Linked DNA regions of Homo sapiens: region 2 is linked to region 1. A link is a contact called in ENCODE Hi-C or POLR2A ChIA-PET data. All regions are on one chromosome and are shown on one strand. Each heading gives the region's core, a stretch centred on a gene start or an enhancer-like site at or near the end of the contact. The rest is flanking DNA. Distances are from core to core; before and after follow the strand shown.

What was found. Hi-C counts contacts between places; a loop is a spot of excess contacts on that map. ChIA-PET counts read pairs that join two places held with the same protein, here RNA polymerase II (POLR2A). Pooled maps may share reads with other maps.
Region 2: a map of HepG2 shows a loop between it and region 1 (3-fold over the local background). The contact joins two enhancer-like sites. A Hi-C loop is called at or near these places in 4 of 168 maps with a recorded cell type or tissue (HepG2, esophagus muscularis mucosa, posterior vena cava and 1 more) and 1 of 50 pooled maps. POLR2A ChIA-PET finds 5 or more read pairs at or near these places in 1 of 52 experiments (OCI-LY7).

The regions. Positions count from the first base shown.
Region 1 is chr10:95,500,626-95,506,267 of GRCh38, forward strand. The region is part of intron 1 of SORBS1 (sorbin and SH3 domain containing 1); the gene reads right to left. Among named protein-coding and RNA genes, the nearest start is that of SORBS1, 58 kb to the right of the region's middle. Within about 2 kb of position 2,571, at least 3 of the 41 ENCODE cell types and tissues checked have a DNase peak (open chromatin) inside an H3K27ac peak, as active enhancers do.
Region 2 is chr10:95,598,782-95,604,423 of GRCh38, forward strand. No RefSeq gene overlaps it. Among named protein-coding and RNA genes, the nearest start is that of SORBS1, 40 kb to the left of the region's middle. Within about 2 kb of position 2,515, at least 4 of the 41 ENCODE cell types and tissues checked have a DNase peak (open chromatin) inside an H3K27ac peak, as active enhancers do.

The DNA.
Region 1 (5,642 bases), core at 1,321-3,820:
TTTGTCTGTTTCTACTTTTTTAACGTGGCTACTAGAAAGTCTTAAATTACCTTTGTAGCTCATATCATATTTCTACTGCACAGCCAGACTCAAGGAGACACTCATCATTCTAGAGTGGGGATTACAGTCATAACTAAAAACGCAAGAAGGCTGGCCATGCTGGTTTCCACCTGCCAACTCTATGATGTTAAACGAGTTCTCAATCTCTGATGTTCAGTTTCCTCCCCTGTACACAGGCATAACATCCACACCCTGGGCTGCTGCTGAGCGCACATAAAAGAAGAGAGCTGGAAGCACTAACCACGCATCTTCTCCCAGCTGGTACTCAACACCTGCACACTGCCGGCCCTTCTTCCTTCCCCGCCTTCCTTAAGGACACAAAATTTGAGTCTAGATCATCTGGCTTCAAATTTACTAACCACAACGTCCAGTTCTGCACAGTGGCAGCAAGTAGGACAGTGGTTCTCCATCTACAGGGTAAAAGGAATCACCTGGGAAGCCCAAATCTCCCAGAGATTCAGACTCTGTCCACCTGGTATGGGTCCAGGTATACACATTTCCCACAAGCATCTCAGAACATCCTGATGCCTGGGGTCTAGAAGTCACTTTGAGAAACACTGACACAGCTGAGAAATTGTGACCAATATCGGCAAGACTCCCTGGGGACCTCCCCAGCCAGTCAGAAAGACCAGCCTCAACAAGGCAGGTGTGACCCACCTGTTGAGACACCAGGAACTGGTCACAGGCCTTTTCCCAGCAAATGGCTGCTTTCCTGAGATCTTTCAAACCTAGGCAGGGAATCACCATCTGCCCTGGGCACTGCTTCAAACATCAGAAGGCAGCTGATATTTTCTGCCCTCACACAAGGCCCCTTAAGGTAGTCAAAAAATATGGACAATTTCAAGGTAACCAACAGCTTGGCCACTGGGCTAAAAAGACCTTGCTGAAGCCAGGCATGGTGGTGTGGGTCTGTAGTCCCAGCTCCTCGGGAGGCTGAGGCAGGAGAATGGCTTGAGGCCAAGAGTTCAAGGCTGCAATGTGCTATGATCGCACCTGTGAACAGCCACTGCACTCCAGCCTGGGCAGTATTGCATGACCCTGTCTCTAAAAAAATAAACAAATAATAAGTAAATAAGACTGCGATGCTTATTTACTTACCAGCAGTACCAGGCGGGTCTTTTTTTCTGCCTTTGACTGGTACTCTTGCCTGAACATTCTGAGTGTCAGTCTTCTGGATGTTACTCTTCCGCAGAAGCATTGCTCTGCCCTTCTAGGAGCCGACAGGAAGAAGCTCCATGCACAGACCTGCAAGTCCCAGCAGGCTGTTTGTTCTGGGGCCTTTAGCCACTCAAAGAAGTCATCTCACTGAACGTGAATGTTGGACAGGCAGCTCACACAGATCGATTCGACTCCAGGAGGCACAGACAGAAGAAAGCACTCTCTTTATCTAAGCCAAACAGTCACTGCTCCTTCCCTTGGTTTAAAAATCCTCTCTGTGCTAAACCACCTCCACCTCAAAGCAGTACAAAAGAGCAATTTCTTGGAGAACAAAAATTAAAATATCCTTCCCCAATAATATTTCTGTCAGTAAAATGTGGCCTAGAAACTCAACCTCTTCTTCCTTCTCAACGCAAATTTCCTTTCTATTTATGGAAAAAATACAGTCTGAATGAATTGCCACATTTCCCCACTAAATTCAAACTGCCTCAAATTATTTTTGAAGATAGGGTATGAAGTAAATAAGCACTGAATCTGAGAACTCTGACATATTTCTTTATTTTTAACACAGGAAAATGATCTGGGATTTGTGCAGAATGAAGTAACACCAAGCACATGCTGACTCCAGCAGATCAGCCCCAGGCCCCCTGCCACAGAGCATTTCCCCCATCACTCACCTTCCAGAGTGTGCTTCTCACATTCTACTGCCTCACCATCCTCTGTTCTATGCCCCAGATAGAACAGACCAGTGTCGCCTGAACATTACTGGGTCTCCATGTAGCCCAGTGTCCACTTGGTGGCCATACAAGCAAGCAATCCAACTCAAACATAATAAAAATTAACTTAAAATGTTAGGGGATCTCTTGTGGAGCACCAAAAGGAGGGAATTAAATTATTAATGCACAGGAAAGTATCTTCAAAATCCCAATGCACAGGAAAGTATCTTCAAAATCCTTTCTCCTTCTCTACCACTTGATATCCTAAACACAGACAGCTCCTCTGGAAACTTCCTTTTACTTTTCATCTCCTGTGCTGATAAACACTTCTTGCCTCTCCCTCCTCCTCTCCTTTGGCCTCCATTCTCTCTTCTCACCTACAAGTATTGGCCCTTTCAGATGCCAGTAGGTGCTTACACACATACACATACACACACAAACACACACACACACACAAACACTCTGACCATCCCTACTTCCTAGTTCTCTAATTCAGCCTCTACTCATTGCCCTGACTCCATATGAAAAAGGCCCAGGCACTAAACTAACCAAGAGAAACTTCTCCTTAGAAGGTAGTGTTACTAGGAAAGTTGAGTAATAGACAATAGAATTCTCTTTTGCAGAGAGAAGAGGAGAAAGTCCATGAACACTCACAGTGGCATGTGGCAAGAGGTGGTGGATGCTGGAAGCTAATGCCTAGTAGTGCTAAATGTCACCACTCAGATCAGCTGGGCCCAGCTTCAGAAAAGATGCTCTTTATATCCAAGTTAAACCTCTGCTGCAGACAGAACCCCAGCACAGCCATTAATAAACCACACCACCCTACCTCCAAAAGTTTCTCAACACACTGCCTGGCTATATCCATCTCTACATTACCTGGGATAACGCAGTAAATAGAGAGGGGTATTTCCCAGGTCTCTGTCTATAGCAGAGATTCATCTTGGTGCTGGGAGAAGTTAACAATTACCTGAATATGAGGAACTGTGGGCCTAGCACCATGAAGAACTTCTAAAATAGCTCTGCTTGTACAAATAGTTCGTTCTGTCACTCTCCATGCACTGAGGAAGTTTGGGAGGCAGTGAGGACTAAAACAGAGAAACTATGATGAATATGACCCAGCCTCTACTCCCATGGATTAGCTGTGTGGCCTTGGGCAAGTTTCTGAACCTCTCTGAGCCTATTTCCATTTCTGCACAATGGCATGGCTGGCCATAGGTGATCAAGTTCCTTTCCAGCACTGCCGTTTCACAGCTCTGTGATTTTAAGGATACCTGCCATGGGGGTCATGGCCAAATGGGTGGGAAGAAGGGCAGACAGAAGAGGGAGTACAGCTATTACAAAATCTTAATTATTACTGATCACGGATTGGAGCTCTAAGAAAACATTCACTGCAACTCCAAAAACTGCAGGTGTCAAGTGTGGTCAGCAGTCACAGGCCAGTTTCTGGGACCCCTAATCTTAATAACAGAAAGACGTGCACACTATAGCAGGCCATTCACTTATGGGCCACAGAAAGACAAATTAAGGGCAGTGACTTCCTCTCACTGTAGCAAGACCCTCCCAATCCTAGTGAAGTCCAGAGTTCATTCTCCCTGGTCTGCAGATGAGCGCACAGGGTCTGAATGACTCCCCAAGTCACAGTTTGGTGGTAGCAAAACCAAGAGAGAAGCCCAGATTGTCTGTCTTCCCAGCTCACATTAAATGCCAATTAGATAACTGTGTGGGATCACTGCAAAGCATAGACACTTAGAAACCCACACACAGACTCACCTAATTGGTGCAAGAGGACGGGGGAGGACTCTGCAAAAGGGGAGCCAAGAGCAGCCTTTCCCTTCCTTTACCACCCTGACAAGCAGGTTGGTCACCAGCCCTGGGGGTTAGTATCCACCCGCTACCCTGTTACATGTGCAGACATCTGTCTTCAAGTGATTGCAGTTGGTGGCTCATAATCTAGAGCTGAAGATCTTAACCTGAGTGCCAACTAAAACTATATGCAAAGACTCCACCACTTTTTATACGTGTATCCCCGGACAAATCTTTTAACATCTCAGTGGCTCAGTGTTCCCATCTGCAGAACAGAGATAACAGTGCCTACACCTCACAGGGTTGTGATGAGCATCAAGAGTAATACACCTACGTGCTTAGCACAATGTCTACAACATAAATGTTAGTTATTATCATATAATTTTTCTGGAAAAAGTGTCCAAAGCTTTCATCAGAGTCTCAAAGGGGTCCATGTTCCAATAAAAACTAAGAACTCTTGTTCTACACCCTATCCTTGGAATGGAACTGAGGTCATCCTCTAAGAAGAGAAGTGTCCCCTCTAGCTTCCTTACCTGTCCAGATGAAAGGGATGGGAGGCTTTCTATGCCCCACTACTCCTGGAGGGCTGGGGAGAGTGAGGAGATGAAAAGTAAAAGGGAGTTTCTAGAGGAGCAGCTGCCGTCGTGTACAGGATACCAAGTGGTAGAGAAGGAGAAAGGATTTTAAAGTTATTTTCCTAGGCATTAATAATTTAATTCCCTCCCTTTGGTGTTCAACAAGAGATCCACTAATATTTTAAATTAATTTTTATTATGTTTGAGTTGGATTGCTTCCTTGTATGGTTACCATTCTTTGTTTTCACAGTTCCTCAGCAGGAGGTTCAGAAAAGGTGACCAGAAAACTGGAATGCAGGGCTGGGAAACGGTGCCAGAAGCTCCTCCTCCCACGTTCTGCGGGACTCCGTGGGAGTGGGCTTATTCCCATACGTGGATGCTGGAGTTGGGGGATTTGGCTCTCTCCTTTCTCATTTAGATTAGGACCAAAAAGGGTTGGAGGAGACATTTCCCAGCCACAGAAATGCCTATTTCTTGCCTCCAGTGTCAGAAGGAATACAGGGATCCTGGGTCCAAAACACAGAAGAGCTCTAACTGCAGAGCCTCAGCCTTGGGTCCACAGCCAGAAAATTCCACTCAGGTAGAAATGAATGTGGAGGACATAGATGAATGTCTAACATAAGAGTCAATTCAAATACCACACATCTTTACTCTCAGCTGGAACAGTATCAACTCCATTAAGACTCGGGTAACTCTAATAGGCAGTTAAGTCTATCTTCAATTGATCAAGAGTGGGGAAATATATTATTACTTAATAAACATGGTGTTGGGTTTGATGAAATTTTTCAGAGCAAGGGGTATTTAGAAGAAAAATAAATAAGTATAAAAACAAAAGAGGGCGTCTCTGATGACAAAAAGGCTGGGAACAACAGTTCCCATGGCAGCCCTGGCTCCTGACGTCCCTAAGCTCCAATCTGTCATCCCTCCTGTATTCTCTACCTTGTTATCCCATCGGCAGACTGAGAATGAATTCCAAAGCAACCATGCTTTTTTACAAATCATTTTCTCTAATATAAAAGTAATACATGTTAATCATAGAAAGCTGAGAAAACAAAGGAAGTCTCAAAGAAAACACAAGAATCTGTCCACCAATGTTAACATGTTGATTTATTGCTGCCAATCTCTCTCTCTCTCTGTCTCTTTTTCTTGGTTTAAAGCAAATTATTTTTATCTTTATTTAAAGACTTAATATCACACTAAATTTCCTAAGATAGCAAGCATCTCTGAAGATTCAGTAAAAGCAGAAAGTCCAGAAAAGCTTAAAACTTGTTGGCAAAATGAAGAAGTACAAATGTGAGTGTGTATGTGCACATGTGCACACACATACACA
Region 2 (5,642 bases), core at 1,265-3,764, 98 kb after region 1:
TCACTGCTCAGTAGAAATCACTCATTAGCCGAGCATGGTGGTGTGTGCCTGTAGTTCCAGCTACTCAGGAGGCTGAGGCAGGAGAGTCACTTGAACCCGGGAGGCAGAGGTTGTGGTGAGCCGAGATCGCGCCACTACACTCCAGCCTGGAAAACAGAGCGAGAGTCTCTCTCTCTCTCTCTCTCTCTCTCTCTCTCTCTCTCTCTATATATATATATATATATATATATATATATATATATACACATATATATATATATACACATATATATATATACACATATATATATATATATATACACATACATATATATATATATATATATATACACATATCTTTTTTTTTTTTTTGAGACAGGGTCTCACTCTGTCACCCAGGCTGAAGTGCAATGGCTTGATTATTGCTCACTGTAGCTTTGACCTCCTGGTCTCAGGAGACCCTCCCGCCTCAGCCTCCTAAGTAGCCAGGACTACAGATACACATAACATGTCTGGCTAAGTAAAAAAACAATTTTGTAGACATAGGGTCTTGATATGTTGCCTAGGTTTGTCTTGAACCCCTGTCCTCAAGTGATACTCCAGCCTCAGCTTCCCAAAGTGCTGTGATTACAGTTGTGAGCCACTGTGCCCAGCCCATAATATTATTTGATACATTGTCTTCCAGTCTTTTTCCAACTAAATATATATAATTGAGAAATTTTATTTATACTGTTTTATAGCTTAGTTTTTTCCTATTCAATATTTTCTAGTGCGTCTCGTCTCCACGTCAGTAAATATTCTTCAAAAACAAGAATTTTGGCTGGGTGCCGTGGCTCATGCCTGTAATCCCAGCACTTTGGGAGTCTGAGGTAGGCCGATCATGAGGCTGGGAGCTCAAGACCAACCTGGCCAACATAGCGAAACCCCGTCTCTACTAAAAACACAAAAATTAGCTGAGCATGGTGGCGCGCACCTGTAGTCCCAGCTACTTAGGAGGCTGAGCCAGAAGAGTCGCTTGAACCCGGGAGGCAGATGTTGCAGTGAGTCGAGATCGTGATACTGCACTCCAGCCTGGGCAAGAGAGCGAGACTCAGTCTCAAAAAAAAATAAAAAATATAAAAAAATTAGATACAGGGTCTCACTATATTGTTTAGACTGGTCTCAGACTCCTGGGCTCAAGCGATCCTCCTGCCTTGGCCTCCCAAGATGCTGGAATTACAGGCATGAGCCACCACTCCTGGCCAAGTTATGCATTTACTAGTTAGGGTCAATTTACACCACCAATTTCAATGGAAATCAATATGATTTTTGATATTTGCAAAGAAAGTGGTCCACTTCTTACAAACAGACTTCGGGATGAAAAATGAAGATGAGGCAGACACATCTACAGTGAGGAAACGGATGATGCCTCCTTTTTCCTCATAGGCAACTTGGGGGAGGGGAAAGGAGGTAAGTAAAGGCATGTGGGGGAAGTCAGAGAAGCATCCACACCTGCTCATTATATCAAGTGTCTAGAGACTCTCTAAATAATTCAGACACAGTCGGCTCCCTCCAGGGGCAGGTGTTGAGGAGAGTTTCCAGACAAGCAGCTCCTCTTGCAAAACTGGGGCAGACTGAGGATCTGATTACGTGAAAAGGGGTCCAGTTAGTAGCTATGGCAACCTCCTTCTTCAGCCTTACAACTTGCCTTTGGGATAAGGTACAAGAAGCTTCTGGGAAAACACTACTGCTATGCCCCCTGTGGTGGTGAAGAGTTTTGAAGCTCTGTTGTCTTGGGTTCAAATCCAGGTTCCTCCGCTACAGTGTGATCTTGGGGAATTTACTGATCTTTAGGTTCTATACCTGTAAAATAGGGGTAACAATTCCCCTACTCAGATTATTGTGGCATCATGCATAATTCATCTAGCCCCCTTACTATGATGCTTAGTACATGGTGCTTAGTACATAGTAGATCTGTCCTAAGAATGTCCTCACTTTATGTCCTAGGAATTGATGCTTGGACTTTAAATAAAAGAGAAACGTAGGGCCTGGTGCGGTGGCATGCACTTGTAATCCTAACTATTCAGGAGCTGAGATAGAAAGATTGCTTGAGTCCAGGAGTTGAGTTTGAGACCAGTCTGGGTGACAGAGTGAGACCCCTGTCTCAAAGGGGAAAAAAAAAAGCAATGTTGAAAACTAAGAGAAAGCCATTCCTTAGAATCATAAACAGTAACAGCCAATAGTTATTAAAGGTTAACCATATGCTGAATACCGTGCTGAGTGCTTTACATTTACTCTCGCAAAACCATTTATGGATACGTATCATCAAAATTCAGAGAAGTTAAGACACTTTCCCCAGGTCAAACAACTAGTAGGTGTTAGAATCAAGGTCCAAACCCTATTCTGCCTCTAAACTGAAAAGGCCTGTGCTCTTACCCTGTAAGGAAGAGGATCTCTGGAAGTTATTTTACTGATCCAGCACTTCATTTCCAGGAGAGCAGCCTGAGGATCGGGAGGGGATAATTTGCTGGGCATTGAGGAAGAGCAGGCCGACTTCCTTAGGTCCATGGGACCCGACTGCCCTCTAGCGTTAGAGGAATCCTGGGGCCAGATGGAATAAAGAGCAAGTTGGTTTTCTTAGGTTATGGTGACTCCTCCTGCCTTCAGTATGGGATCATAGCTGCCTAGTTTGGTGTTTTCCTATTGGCCAAAGGGTTTCTCCTAGGGATTAGGGTAAAATAGGCTGTAAAGGGTGGGACTTAAGGATAAGAATTACCTGAATTTAGAGCAGCAATTCTCAGACAGATCAACGTTTGGACCATCAGGTGGAGGGAATGTCTCTTATCCCCAGCATCTGGCACGTAGTGGGTGCTCACTGGATACTGAATGAGGCTTTAAAATCTCATTCTCCCTAATAGCAGAGTTCTGTAAAATAGCAGAGATCTGCAAACTTAAATGAGGTGCCCTTAAGGTAGTTATGAAGTTATTCATCGATTTTTGCCAGAAGTGCTAGTGGAAAAGACATTGTAACATTTAACTCAATTCTACTACAGGAGACTCCACAGGACACTTTCATAAGGAAGAGAGAACAATGACACTCTTCAGTGGTTTAGAAATAAGTTGGGGTCAGGGACGACTTGATCGTCTTAGACTGCCAGCCTCATACCAGTGTCCCTAATGGTCCATGGATCTCAGAGAAAGCCCCCTCCATCTCTATAGCTCTGCCCAAGTAGCCTGTTTCAAAGCTACTCAGTGAGCATCTGTGTGCATTGCACCTTGCTGGGCTCAGTGGGGGATACAAAGACAGATATGCCAGATGTGGCTAATTGTGGCCAACCTGGATGGTGCTTCTTCCATGAGCTAGGTGTCCGGTCCATTATCTGATTATTTACTGACAGGAGTCTTCAAGGTAAGTATTAACTGTCTACTTTTTTCCAAATAAGGAAATTGAGGCTCATTGCAGCAAAAAACAATCCTGCAAATTCCTACAATTTATAGATGGGAGTGCAAGTCATATGACTTCCAAATCCATACTCTTTCCACTATGCCACTCTGGCCAATTCTTTGAAATATTAGGACTCCTTTTCTAAAATGCAGGTATCTCCAAGACAATTATTCCTGTTTTTGTCTGCTTGGGCTGCCATAACAAAATATCATAGACTAGGTGGATCAAACAACAGAAATTTATTTTTCAGTCTGGAGATTGGGAAGTCCAAGATCAAGGTGCTGGCCAGTTCGGTGTCTGGTGAGGGCCCTGCTTCCTAGCTTGCAGGAGACTGTTTTGTCTTCTCACTGTGTCCTCACATGAAGGGCAGGAGGTCAAGGTCTCTAGAGTCTCTTATTTTACTTTTTACTCAACAGTTTGTTGAGAGACGTGGCATCTCTTACGAAAGCACCAATCCCACCATGAGGGCCCCACCCTCACGACCTCATCTAACCCTAATTACCTCCCAAAGGCCCCGTCTCCAAACACCATCACATTGAGGGGTAGGACTTCAACGAAGGAATTTGGGAAGGGCACAAACATTTAGTCCATAACAACCCCCATCAAGCCATCAGTTTAAAAATAGATGGCTTTTCCTATACTTTGTTTCTTACATTTAGCTTTCTCTAGCCTCATTTCCTACTGACCCTTAGTCTGTAGCCTCTGCCTAGGGCAAGTTTACAACTCACTTTTTTTTTTTTTTTGAGACAGAGTTTCACTCTTTTCACCCAGGCTGGACTGCAATGGCACGATCTCATCTCACTGCAACCCCCATCTCCCAGTTCAAGAGATTCTCTTGCCTCAGCCTCCCAAGTAGCTGGGATTACAGGCGCCTGCCACCATGCTCGGCTAATTTTTGTGTTTTTAGTAGAGACAAGGTTTCACCATGTTGGCCAGGCTGGTCTTGAACTGCTGACCTCAGGTGATCCATCCGCCTTGGCCTCCCAAAGTGCTGGGATTACAGGCATGAGCCACTGCACCGGCCTACAACTCACTCTTTCCTCTCCAAAACTGCCTGGGAATTTTGTCTTTTCTCCACCTCTTATGGAGCACTTCAGCTTTCCTATATTAAACCCGCATTACAAAACTCATCAATGAGTTCAAGGGAACAAAAGAGCCTTCCAAGAAAATCTCTTTGGAAAGTCACTAGGGGTAACTGTACCTAACATCGCTACCCCCTAATGTAGTAGCTTACCCGATTTTTATCTTCTCCTCTTCCTCACAAAGAGGATCTTGATTTTTGTTTGAGCAGGAATGTGCCCAGCTGTAAAACTCTACTTCCCAGTCCTTGCAGCTACAGTTGCTCATGTGGCCACAATAAACAGTTCCTCCTGATGAGATGTAAGGGAAGTCACTTACTGGGGCTTCCAGGAGAGCTCTTTAAATGTGGGTGTGTTGGGCGAACTCAGCTGTGCATGCCTCTTTCCCCTGCCCTTCTTCCTGACTGGGACATAGATGGAACACAGGTGTGGAGATGGAACAGCCATCATGGTGCAAGGGAAGCTGCGGAGTTAAGAATGTCAGGGCTGAAAGTTGGAAAGAGTCTGGGTTCCTAATGGCATCACAGAGTTGCCCCGTTGGTCTTGAGCTACTTCTGGACTTCTCATTATGGAAGAAAAACAAAACTCTCAGGTTACTTACAGTAGTGGTAATGCTGAGATAAATCATATAAGGGGCTAAAAATTCCAATTCTTTGCCCCACCCTCAGAAATTTTGGCTCAGCAGGTCTGGGTGCGGGAATCTACAGTTTTAGCTAGGCCCTGTGGTCATTCTGTTACAATGATCCTTGAACCACAGTTTGAAGTAGTCTGAGGCCCACATATACAGCAAATAGCAGAGGGGTGTGTGTGTGTGTGTGTGTGAAGAGCGGGTCAGTGATGTTGGGTTTTGCTTTCAATGCCTACCAAAGACTTGGCCAGCTGTGGATGTCAGATATAAAAAACACCTTGTTCAGCTAATTTGCAATTTAGTGATAAAGAGCTTCCCACACCTCCATCTAACTAGAAAGCTTATCCAAGCTCCCATTTCATGAGTGTGGAAACTGAGGCAAAAATGTTTAAGTAGTTACCCAAGGTCACAATGCCAGTCAGTGACAGAGCTGGAAAAAAAATTCTGGAGTCCCAGTTCAGTGCTCCCTCCATTACACTGGGCTGCAAATAGCACCATGAAACTTTAGTGTCTGCTCACCTCTCCCTCCCAT